Regions from separate parts of the Homo sapiens genome. Here all the other regions are linked to region 2. The links are chromatin contacts, found by Hi-C or POLR2A ChIA-PET in ENCODE. All regions are on one chromosome and are shown on one strand. The core of a region is the stretch at or near the end of the contact, and the rest is flanking DNA. Distances in the headings are between cores, read along the strand shown. Region 1 holds the start of STYX (serine/threonine/tyrosine interacting protein). Region 2 holds the start of NIN (ninein). Region 3 holds the start of GNG2 (G protein subunit gamma 2).

What was found. A loop is a pair of places that touch in the nucleus more often than their neighbours do. ChIA-PET counts read pairs that join two places held with the same protein, here RNA polymerase II (POLR2A). Pooled maps may share reads with other maps.
Region 1: a loop to region 2 is called in a pooled map, with 4 times the contacts of the local background. The contact joins the promoter of STYX here to the promoter of NIN in region 2. A Hi-C loop is called at or near these places in 1 of 37 single-sample maps with no recorded cell type and 5 of 50 pooled maps. POLR2A ChIA-PET finds 5 or more read pairs at or near these places in 1 of 52 experiments (activated CD4-positive, alpha-beta T cell).
Region 3: a map of CD8-positive, alpha-beta T cell shows a loop between it and region 2 (2.8-fold over the local background). The contact joins the promoter of GNG2 here to the promoter of NIN in region 2. A Hi-C loop is called at or near these places in 1 of 168 maps with a recorded cell type or tissue (CD8-positive, alpha-beta T cell), 13 of 37 single-sample maps with no recorded cell type and 10 of 50 pooled maps. POLR2A ChIA-PET finds 5 or more read pairs at or near these places in 2 of 52 experiments (BJ and activated CD4-positive, alpha-beta memory T cell).

The regions. Positions count from the first base shown.
Region 1 is chr14:52,728,694-52,732,119 of GRCh38, reverse strand. It overlaps STYX (serine/threonine/tyrosine interacting protein), which reads right to left and starts at 1,954. Exons shown (of 11, transcript NM_145251.4): 1 at 1,589-1,954. The coding sequence starts at 1,645. RefSeq lists silencers at 1,660-1,739, 1,810-2,269.
Region 2 is chr14:50,829,546-50,833,418 of GRCh38, reverse strand. It overlaps NIN (ninein), which reads left to right and starts at 2,257. Exons shown (of 31, transcript NM_020921.4): 1 at 2,257-2,413; 2 at 2,902-2,955. RefSeq lists silencers at 1,916-2,365, 2,416-2,695, 2,766-2,815, 2,836-2,955 and an enhancer at 3,526-3,575.
Region 3 is chr14:51,859,086-51,862,493 of GRCh38, reverse strand. It overlaps GNG2 (G protein subunit gamma 2), which reads right to left and starts at 1,882. Exons shown (of 4, transcript NM_053064.5): 1 at 1,704-1,882. RefSeq lists enhancers at 1,766-1,975, 1,762-2,263 and a silencer at 2,316-2,395.

The DNA.
Region 1 (3,426 bases), core at 705-3,204, 1.9 Mb before region 2:
TGTGTCAAAAAAAAAAAAAAAAAAAAAACCATGAGTATATTCTTGGGCCAGGTGCAGTGGCTCACACCTGTAATCCCAACACTTTCGGAGGACAAGGCGGGAGGATCTTGAGGCCAAGAGTTCGAGACCAGCCTGGAGAAAAAACCCATCGCTACAAAAAAAAAAAAAAAGAAAAATTAGCCCGGCATGGTCCCAGCTACTCCAGAGGCTGAGGTGAAAGGATGGCTTGAGCATGGGAGTTCGAGACTGCAGTGAACCGAGATCACACCACTGCACTACATTTTGCAACAGTGATAGTCACAAACAAAGTCTCTACTCTTAAAACAAATGTAATTGTCAAGCATCAATACCACAAGAGAGCCCTCCAAACAAAAATGTGAACCTAGGCCGGGCGCGGTGGCTCATACCTGCAATTTCAGCACTTTGGGAGGCCGAGTCGGGCGGATCACAAGGTCAGGAGATCGAGACCACCCTGGCCAAAATGGTGAAACCCGTCTCCCCTAAAAACACAAAAATTAGCTGGGCGTGGTGGTGCGCGCCTGTAGTTCCAGCTACTCAGGAGGCTGAGGCAGGAGAATCGCTTGAACCCGGAAGGCGGAGGTTGCAGTGAGCCGAGATCGCGCCACATTGCACTCCAGCCTGGCGACAGAGCAAGACTCCGTCTCAAAAAAAAAAAAAAAAAAAAAGTGAACCTCCAATGAAGATATTCAATAGAATAAATATTCGGAATAAATTGAATGGTCTCCTAAAAATAGGGCTTTATTTTTCCCAACTACTTTAAAGGTATTTTTAACTAGCGATGTTAGATTTTCTTTCTTAATCCTACTAAAGTATAGCTGAGTATCTTCGTCTTGTTAATTTAGCCTCCAGAAAATTCTAATTTAGTAGTCTGCAATGCCGTAAAATGTTAAACTAGCAACAGATGAAAAAAAATCCGAGTAGAAACAGCAGGCAGGGATCTAAGGTGGAGTAAAAATAGCCACAAATTAGAAACCAGGAGAAAAGGTATATAGTATTTTACTTTCAATATTAATTTTCCTCCAAAGGTCAAGATTTCTGATTAAGAGTTCTCAGATTAAGATGAGCTAGCTTTGAGACACTTTGTTGTGCGGGTCATAGCTTTGTCTAAAAACAAACAAAAAACTTTGGGAAACTTTTCGAAGGCGCGCTTCCAAACTTCAGGCGCCGAGTCTATTTCACATGTGGGGCCATGTGTCCCACAAGTGAATCGTTTACACCACAGATATTCCTCAAAAGGAGACTAAACCAACTTCGCTCTCTTGTTACTTTGACAATAAAAGAGGAACCTTACTCCAGGTCAGTCCTGGATGCCAAGCCTAGGGACTAAGGGATTGCTTTTCCTCTTCTCAAATGTAAGTACACCAGACGCTGCCCCTCCGCGGGGTCTGGAGAGGACGAGCAACTCAGTGGGGATTGGAGCCGACCGCTCGGCTTCAGAGGTCCCGGGACGCCCTTAGGAGGCAGGGCGCCCGTACAGGTGGCGGCTAAGACGGTTGGGGACTGGGGTCGCCCCTCGGCCGGAGCCACAGGGAGAGGCCTGTGCGTGGCAGCCACGGGAGCGACTCACCTCGGCGTCTTCCTTGCACTGTGGAAGGGAAGGGAACTCCAGCTTCACGTCCTCCATGGTGCTGGCCCGCGGGCTGGTGGGTGGGGTGGGAGAGTGTTACACAGCCGGCCGACCCTCGGGCTGGCTGCGGCGGCGGAAGGAAGGAGGGCCGGCGGAGCGGAGGGCTGACAGGAGGGCGGCGGGATTACAACTAACACACGCAGACTACAGGGTCCCAGTGACTCCAGCAGCGGCGGCGGCGAAGACAGGGAAGAGGAGGGTCGGGCGTCTTACACCCGGCCGCCATGCCGCTGCCGTCTCCCTCCCCCAGAGTCTCCGTACCCCTCAGGCCGCCCAGGATCCAGCACAGGAACCAGCCCGACAACCGTCTCCCCGCCTCCTTCCCGCCCCCTCCACCCGCGTCGCCTCAGCCAATCCCAGCCCACGCTCGCCTTCTGCCCGCCCTCCGCCGCCGCCAGGTGTCAGCGCGCCACCGCCCTGCTCCGCCCCTTCGCTAGAGCGCAGACGCTTGGGGGTGGGGGGGGCGGAGCCTCGGATGCTGCTAGGCCACAGCTCACCCGGCGTGGAGGAGGCGGGGCTGCGGTGGGACAGGACGAGTGAAGGTCCTGGGAAAGGCAGTGGGGCGGTCCGAGCCAGCTCCGCCCTTTCCAGACAGGACGTAGAGCCCTTCTTTAACATAAGAACAAACAGGCAAAACAGGCTACCCACCAGTGGCATCCGAAAGGAAAGCTATAGTTTCTCCCCTCTCAAAATTCTGCGCAATCTATGCTGAGTTTATAACCAAATGACTAATAAATGAAGAGTTCAATTTAAAATCACGTGGTGCCATACAGAAAATAAAATACCCATCACCTTTAAGCAAAGAATTAAACGGCTCAATTTAAAATTTTTTAAAGTATTTTAAGAGTACTTGAAAATACAACTCAGTTTAGATTACCTAGAAAATATCAAGAATGGCAACTAGAAAAAAATCAGAAAAAGGAACTGATAGCTGACTCAGTAAATTGTATATAATACTGTAAAATTTCTTCCATTATTATATTTTGAAATAAAAATAATAAACCAGATGGCTTTCAATATCTTTTAAAAGGAGTTTGCCAGCCTGAGCAAAATAGTAAGACCCCCCTCTCTAAAAAACAATTTTAAAATTCCCTGGGTGTGGTGGCGTTATGCCTGTAAACCCATGGTGAAAAGATTTGGGCCGGGCGCGGAGGCTCACGCCTGTAATCCCAGCACTTTGGGCGGCTGAGGCGTGTGGATCACCTGAGGTCGGGAGTTTGAGACCAGCCTGACCAACATGGAGAAACCCCGTCTCTACTAAAAATACAAAAATTAGCTGGGTGTGGTGGCGCATGCCAGTAATCGCAGCTACTTAGAAGGCTGAGGCAGGAGAACCGCTTAAATCCGGGAGGCGGAGGTTGCAATGAGCTGAGATAGTGCAATGGCACTACAGCCTGGGCAACAAGAGCGAAACTCCATCTCAAAAAAAATCAAAAATAAAAAAAGAAAGAAAGGATTTGTACACCAAATTGATTCTTTAAAAAACCACCGCCAGCACAAAGGTAAAAGGCAAGATAGTCACTCCTTAACTAAATGCAAATTATAAGTGAAAAGATCACATAGATATTTGACTTAAACCTCCCCCTACATTCTACTTTTTGTCACATAAAATGCACTGCCAACACATAGAAATAGAACTGTACAATAATTTGAGTATGAGATGGCTAACTTGACCACTCCATTTTCTATTTTAACTGTTCATCTTCTAAAATTATAAAAAGGCACATAATATCCTGCTAGGAAGTTTTTAATTTGAAGAATTATTGTATAATTAGCTA
Region 2 (3,873 bases), core at 1,008-3,507:
AAGGGTGATAACTCTGAATAAATATTTACATTTCTTCTTTTCTCTCTTATATTGGTTATAATGTAGAACTGGAGCCTGGTTGCTACTTCTGCTGTTATTTTGTGTTTAACAGAGAAAAGATCAAGTAATGGGCTCTAAAGGAAGTCTCTGCTTTTTTTTCCCATGACTCCAGTTTGGACTAAGACTAACCATGTGCTCAGTGCAAACCAAACTGCAGGCCCATTGTGTTAAATAAATCATCTTTCTTGGTAGAGTTGCTCTTGCCAACCCACACCACGCGGTAACCATGCTCCATGCTTTCCCTCCTTTGTAGCAAGGCTGGAGGTGATCCCAGTTCCCAGTCCCAGGGCTAACTCCACCCCACTTACTCCTCTCAAGAAAGCGCATCTTGTGTTTTTCAAATTACACAACCCCCAGCAATTCTGATCTTCCTGCACAGGGAGTGAATGCCACTTCCAATATCCCCTGACCCCCAGGAATCACTGTTTTAAACTAATGATCAATATCATCCTTAAGGATTCTTGCAGGTTAAAAAGCGATGCTTGGAGAGGTAACCAGTAGGATGAGGCTTCCATGGCAGAGATTAGGTGAAACAAGAAAGACACCTCTTCATTCTTACCTTCCAAGACTGTTGGCTGTTTTAGTGCCCAGTGAGCATTATTGTCTGTCTTACAAGATGACCTCTATGTAAGTATTCTGGTAACAGGTTAGCTATCCTCTTAATGAACTGCGTGTGTGTGTGTGTGTGTTGTATCATATTACTGGATGACTGAACAACCATGCATACAGTGTATGAGTGTGTGTTTGTGTGTGTATGTGTACTTATTCAAGACTGTTTAAAAAGGAGAGAGGAGCATAAATCTCTCTTATTCTGCAGGCACGCTTATATACCGTGTTGAAAGAAGAGAGCCTGGGCTTTTGAATAAGACTGAGATGTTTAAAATTTTTAAAAAAATTTTTTGAGGTAACTGTAAATTCGCTTGAAGTTGTAAGGAATAATAGAGAGATTCCCTATAGACGCTTCACTTAATTTTTCTCAATGGTAACATTTTGCATAACTGTAGAACAATATTACAATCAGTAAATGGACATTAGTGTAGTCCAAATGTCTTATTCAAATTTCATGAGTTTCACGTGCTCTCATTTGTGAGTGTATATTCAGTTCTATGCAATTTTGCCACATATGTGATCTGCTTTTGAATCTCAGTTCTGTGGAGTTCCTGCTGTGTGATCCTGAGGAAGCTCTTTGACTTCTGGGAGATCCATTTTCCTCATCTGCAAAATAATGTCTGCCTCCTAAGAGTGATGTGAGAATTAGATAAGATAATTTCTGTCGAGTTTCTAGCGCACTGGATTCTCAAGGAATGCTGGTTTCCTCTTGTCTGTTGCTTGCTTTCTCGGTAGAAAAGGAATCACCAGTTTCCTGCTAAAATAACCAGACTTGTGGGTTGTAATCCATCAGGCGGATCCTTCAAGGGCAACACATTTAACCCTGCAGCTCAAAAAGAACCATGGCCTGGACTTGGGATCCTATTTGACTGCAATGAGATCAGAAGTGTAGGGATGGGGGAGTGAGAACGCAGACTCTGGGGTAGTAGGTAGGAGGCGATTAATATCGAGCAACTGTTGGGCTGGGAACCACCAACTCCAAGGAGTTTTCGTCCTGTGTGGCTTGCGACCGAGGGTTAGCTTCACCCGGAGAAGGCTGCACAGGGGCGGGAGCCTGTGAGGACGTGGTGGGCAGGTGCGGAAGCCAGTGTAGACCCGGCAGGAGGGTCGCGCTCGCTCTACAGGGTTCCGAGTCACTTCTACAGCCCTTCTGCCTCCTGAACACCCTTTCCAATGTTGATGGCCAATCGACACCCGAGGGCTGGGAAATCACCCCCTTAAAGTCCCGCTTGCTGAAGGCGGGGGCCCTTCCTCTGCGCGAAGACGCTGCGGCCCGAGTGTCCGCGGTGCGGGTGAGTGTAGGCGTGTTGGGAAAGAAAGGGAGGCGGACAGGCAAGGGGCGAGGGTGGCAGCGCCAGCCCCAGCTCGGTGGCGACCTCGGGGCGCCAGCCTCCTACACCCGCACCCGGAGCCCCGGCGTTTCTAACTTCAGATCTCGGAGGCGGGCGCTCGGAGCGGGAGGGCGCGTCTGCGAGGGCTCAGGCGGCGCCGCCCGCTCCTCCCTCCGCTGCCTGAGCCGCGCGGGCCGCAGAGGAGGAGCCGCGCCGGGGCCGGCGTCGCCCTGACTCCTCCTCCCCGCGCGGGCCCGGCCCTTCCTCCCCGGCGTCCAGAGCTCCGGGTGGCCGCGGCCGAGCCGGGAGCCGAGCGCGCTGGGCGCGGCCGTCCCGCTGCCGCCGCCAAGCCCGGAGTGCGCCAGCGGCCATGGTTCCCGCGGCGGCGCCGGGCGCCTGAGCCCCGGGACGCAGTAAGTGGCGCAACCCCGGGGACCCGGACCCACGGCCTGGGGGTGCACGGAGGCCTCGCGCTGCCCCCGCGCCGTCGGCGAGGCCCTGAGAGCCCGGAGCGAACTGGGCACCGGATCACTCGGGGGCTTCCCATTTGGGGTCCGGGGCCAGCGGGGCGCAATCCCTGCGGGCCGGGAGGAAGCAGCGGCCGGGCGGGAGGACGAGGCGGGGACGGGGCTGCTTCGGAGGCGGGAGGAGGGGCCGGTCCCGGAGGCGCGGGCTGCGCGGGCGGGGGCGGGCCGGCGGGGGCGGGGAGGATGCGCGCTGCAGCCCGCGGCCCCCGAGAGCCGCGCTTTTGTAAGAGCTGGCCCCTTACATATGGAAATGACGCTCACGCGGGTCCCCATTCGCGTCCTTTTGAAGGACGCCCGCCCGGAACCGCTGCGCCGGCTGCGAAGTATTGTCCCGTTTCTCCAGCCCTAACAAAGCGTCCTCCTTCGCTTTGCAGAGCGCTGGAGGCGGGCTGCCGGCTGTGCGGGCGCTCCGGAGAGACCGACAGAAGGTAGGCGAGGGCGGCGGGGCCGGGGGAGCGCGCTGCCTGCCCACACAATGGGCTGTCTGAGGTTTCTGGTAGTGGCGATGGGCAGGCGAGTTGAGGACGCATCGCAGGTGGCCAGGGACTTGGGAGGCGCGCTTGTCCTGCGGCCGCACCTCCGCTTCCCCGCGCGGCAGCACCGCTGGGTTTGGGCACTTCCAGTACCCCCGACGCCCCGGCCGCCTGCCCGGAGCTGAAAGCCGCTTCTGTGCTTTGACCGAGAGCAGGCTTGAGTCCCCGAGGGAGCAGAAGGGGTGGTGGTTCCGTTGGCATGTGCCGCCCGTACAGCCTTGTGATTGAGACGCTGCAGAGGAAACTGCATGGGGAAATCCGAGGTGTTAGCCTGGGCTGTCTGAGTAGCGGAGAGCTGCTTGGAGCCCGGAAAGTGGAGATTTTTGGAGGTGTGCGGGGTCGATGCGCGTAAACAGTTTCCCAGTATAATGCCCAGGAGAAGGGGAAAGAACAAAATGACATTTGGTTATTGCCTAAAAGGTGTGGCATGGAGGTATGGAGTGTCGGGGAAGGAAGCTTCCAGCGGCTAGGCTTCTGTAGCTACCGAAGCGGCCCCTGACAGAAGGACACTAGGTGATGGGAACAGTCACTGCTTCCAGCTCTCGCTGCGAAGTTAAAAGAGATAGAGACGGAAAGAGGCAATTTCCCTAACCCCAGCCCTGACAACCCGAGGTGAAGGCACCAACAAAATGGGAGCTGGAAAGACTGCCCTACCATATATCATGTTTCCAGACAACTTGGATATTATGAGATCTGCTTTCTGCTCCTAACTAGGACAGATCCTCTCCTGGTGTTGAGGACTTCTAAGATGGGCTTGCCATACAGCTCAACTCCTGAATTTATTACATCGAAACAGATTGCGTAGTTGTCTTT
Region 3 (3,408 bases), core at 633-3,132, 1.0 Mb before region 2:
TTCATTTCATGATGCACAGCTTGATTCTAGAACTCCACTGGGTCATTCTGGATCGAAGATCTATCCTAGGTCTCTTCTCTAAGAAGATGATCTTTACATACTTCCCTTTAAGATGCAAATAGGAAGTGGAACTGCAAAATCCATGTCACGACTTGTTTTGCCCACAAGTTTGATTAAATTCAGTGAATCCTTCAAGGAGTTCCATGGTTTCAATACTAGCAGTACTTTGTCTCTTAGGCATGGTGCAGGTTTACTTTAATGAGCAAAAAACCTCTGAGAAATAGACTTTTTTTTTCTTTAGTAGCTATAAAAGCTTCCCATCTCTCAAAATGTGCTGCTACTCCACAGATTTTGAGAAGCCATATCGATTTCATAAAGATAGCATTAAAAATAGCCCTATAGCTCTTAACAAGTGAGAACGATGATAAAGGAGGAGGCATATACATACATACACTCTCAACTAGCATATTTGGTATCTAAGAACCTATGTTTCAAGAATCTGTGAGTGTCAAAATATTGACTTTTTTTAAATTTTTACTCCACTATAAGCAGTTTTTTCTCTTTCTTTTGAAAAATTATCTCCTTTCATTATAGAAACTCTAGAAGAAAAACCCTTTTATCAATGACTACTTACTGCTTAACTGTACTTTCTGTTGAAGATTAAAAAAGCTTAATTCTTTAAATCGTGCTGCATGAGGGTATTAAACTCCCTAATATATCCTGTCAGAGGAATCTCACAATCTCAGTTCTCATCTGCTAGACCTATTTAGTGTACTTTTACATATCATTCATAAATATGAACAAGTCATAGACCCAGGCTCTCATTAAGAACATCCTTTGCTCAAGAAAATCAAAGAATAAAAATCATGTTCTGGTTTTACTACTTCAGTCTATCTACCAGATATTCGCGTAAGGAAACAACCCAGCTGCACTTTTTTATTTTGTCCCTCACCGAGGCTAACATGCACCTTGACCTAGAGGTGAATAAAATGCATATAAACATAAAATCCATGCATATGCTAGTATCTGATTCTGGACAAGTTACTGGCCTTAAACCCGCCACGCTCCTTTGAACAAGGATGCAACTTTAGGATAAGACCTACTGGCAAATGATAGCTGTGTCTGAGGTTATCCTGAAAGCAGCTGCACAAGCTGAGGGAGGAAGACACTGTTTTTTAATGGTAAATACTGCCCCTCACATACGCAATTCAAGCCTTTGTTGGCAAAATCTAAGTACAAAAGAATTTAACTCCCCCAAAAGCCAAATCACAGCCATTATTTTTGCAAAACAGAAGATATCCCAGTGCAATGTGTAAGAAAGAGAATGCAATTAATATTTTACACCACTCACTCCCCTAAAACAAGGGGACTGCCGGGCTCCGATGACCAGACCACAGCTTCACAGCCCCAGATGGATTTCGACTCAGCCCTGGTTTTCCTCCGAGAGAACTATACAAACAGCTTCTTGTATTTAGCATGTTGGCCTGTTTAGTCATCAAATCTAAGCACTGATGATGAGGTTTTTTTAAATCAAATGTGTCATAAATGTGGTTATTCTCAAAGACCCTTCCAAAAGAATCTAATCATTTCCCCTAGTCCTGAAGCGATGTCTCTATCATCCCTTAGAAATCGGACCTTAAAACCACAAGCGACGGTCGTTTTTCTCAATTAAAAACGAGCAACATGGAAAACGTTTCATTTACCTTAGCTCCCGAGGCTTGGTCCGAGGAGCGTGGTTTTCCCCTCTCCGGAGCTGATCTGTGCAGGCGAGCTCCGGCGCAGCCCAGCCCAGCCCAGCCCAGCCCAGCAGTAGTAGGAGTTGCCCACGGAGCGCGGCGGCAGCGTTGTGAGTATGTGTAGCAGCGGCTGCAGCCCAGGGACTAGTCCCCACCCAGCTTTGTCTTCAATCAACGTTCTTTCTACAGGAAGCAGCGCATCTCCCACTTCCTCCTCTTCTTGGTAGCTGTTAGCGGCTTGCTTCTTTTCCCTCTCATTTCCATTTCAGGGCTTACTCTGGTGGTTTTGTCTGCTCCTGGGCTGCTGACAGTGATTTGACTTTAATCCCCCTTCTCCCTTTGTTCAAGTCCCTCTGGTGCTGTCTGTTCCTTCCTTCCCCTTTTCTCATCCCCCCACGGTCACCTCCACGACAGCTTCCACACACTGCTCAGTCGGCCCCCTTCCTGGCACACTGCCTGCTTTTTTAGCCTGAACCTGGCTTGTTGCTATTGTTGTTCTTGCTGTTGTTGTTTCTACTGCTGCTGCTGTTTTTTTTTGGGTCAACATCCCCTGGCCAGGTTCTGGCCCCCGAGATCCCACACCAGCCTCCACTGTTCCTCCTGATTTACTGTGGTCCCCATCAAGCCAGCTAGCTGGGAGCTTGCAGCTTGCAGCTTGCAGCTTCTCACTGCAGCATTTTTCTCTGTGGCCAACATTTCAGAGGCTTCATTTCTCCAAGGTCCCACTACCACTGAGATCTTACTTAACCCACATGCTCAGAAAAGAATGGCCCTGATAAGTATTCTTATGGGGCACGGGAACTAAACCAAGTTGGCAATGCTACCTATAGGCCTAATAGTGAGGACTATTCCCAAAAGATTCTCATAGATGGGAAGGAATGAGGTGGTGCTGAATGCTGCACATTCCCAACAGAGAAACTGAATACTCCTCTCCCCATTCCACACACACTAGTAGGGCTGAAGGACCCTCATGATCCTCCAGTCCCTTCCCTTCATCTTAGGAGGTAATATCGTAGAACCCACCAGGGTAGAGCCTGCAAGCTGTCTCTGTCTGCCAGAATTTCAATCCAAATTGCCATTAATGACTGTATGAACTTGGGCAAATTATTTAACATCTATGTGCCTCAGTTTCCTCATCTGCAAAACATAGTTGATGATAGTCATGCTCTACATTGGAAATATGAGGATTAAATGAGATGGTATACAAGGTGCTAATAATAGTTCTGGGGATATAGGACGTATTCGGCACATATTAACTCTTATTATTTTTAGAGGATGTTGGGCCTCACATTCAGCAAGTGATTTCGCCAGTCAGCAGCCGAACCCTCACCAGTACTTGGTTTTCCAATTCCTCACTATTAGTATGTTCACAATTGAGCCCAGATGCTTTAATAACAATTTATTCAACGTGTGAGTCATTCTCCCCCTAGTACTAACACAAGGTACTTTGGGGAAGCTACAGATTAAACATGAGATGGGGGAAGGGGAATCCTGTTCTAGTGTCCAGGCAACATTATGGAGTTAAAAACAAAAACAACAACAACAAAAAACACCTCTTCTCAGGAATCAGTGCCTGGAAAGCTAATCTTGCCAGGAAACAGTTAATTCCCCAACTCCTCCTTTTTAATCCAGTTTTGCCTTAATCCTCCAGCAAGTAAACTAACAGGAAATG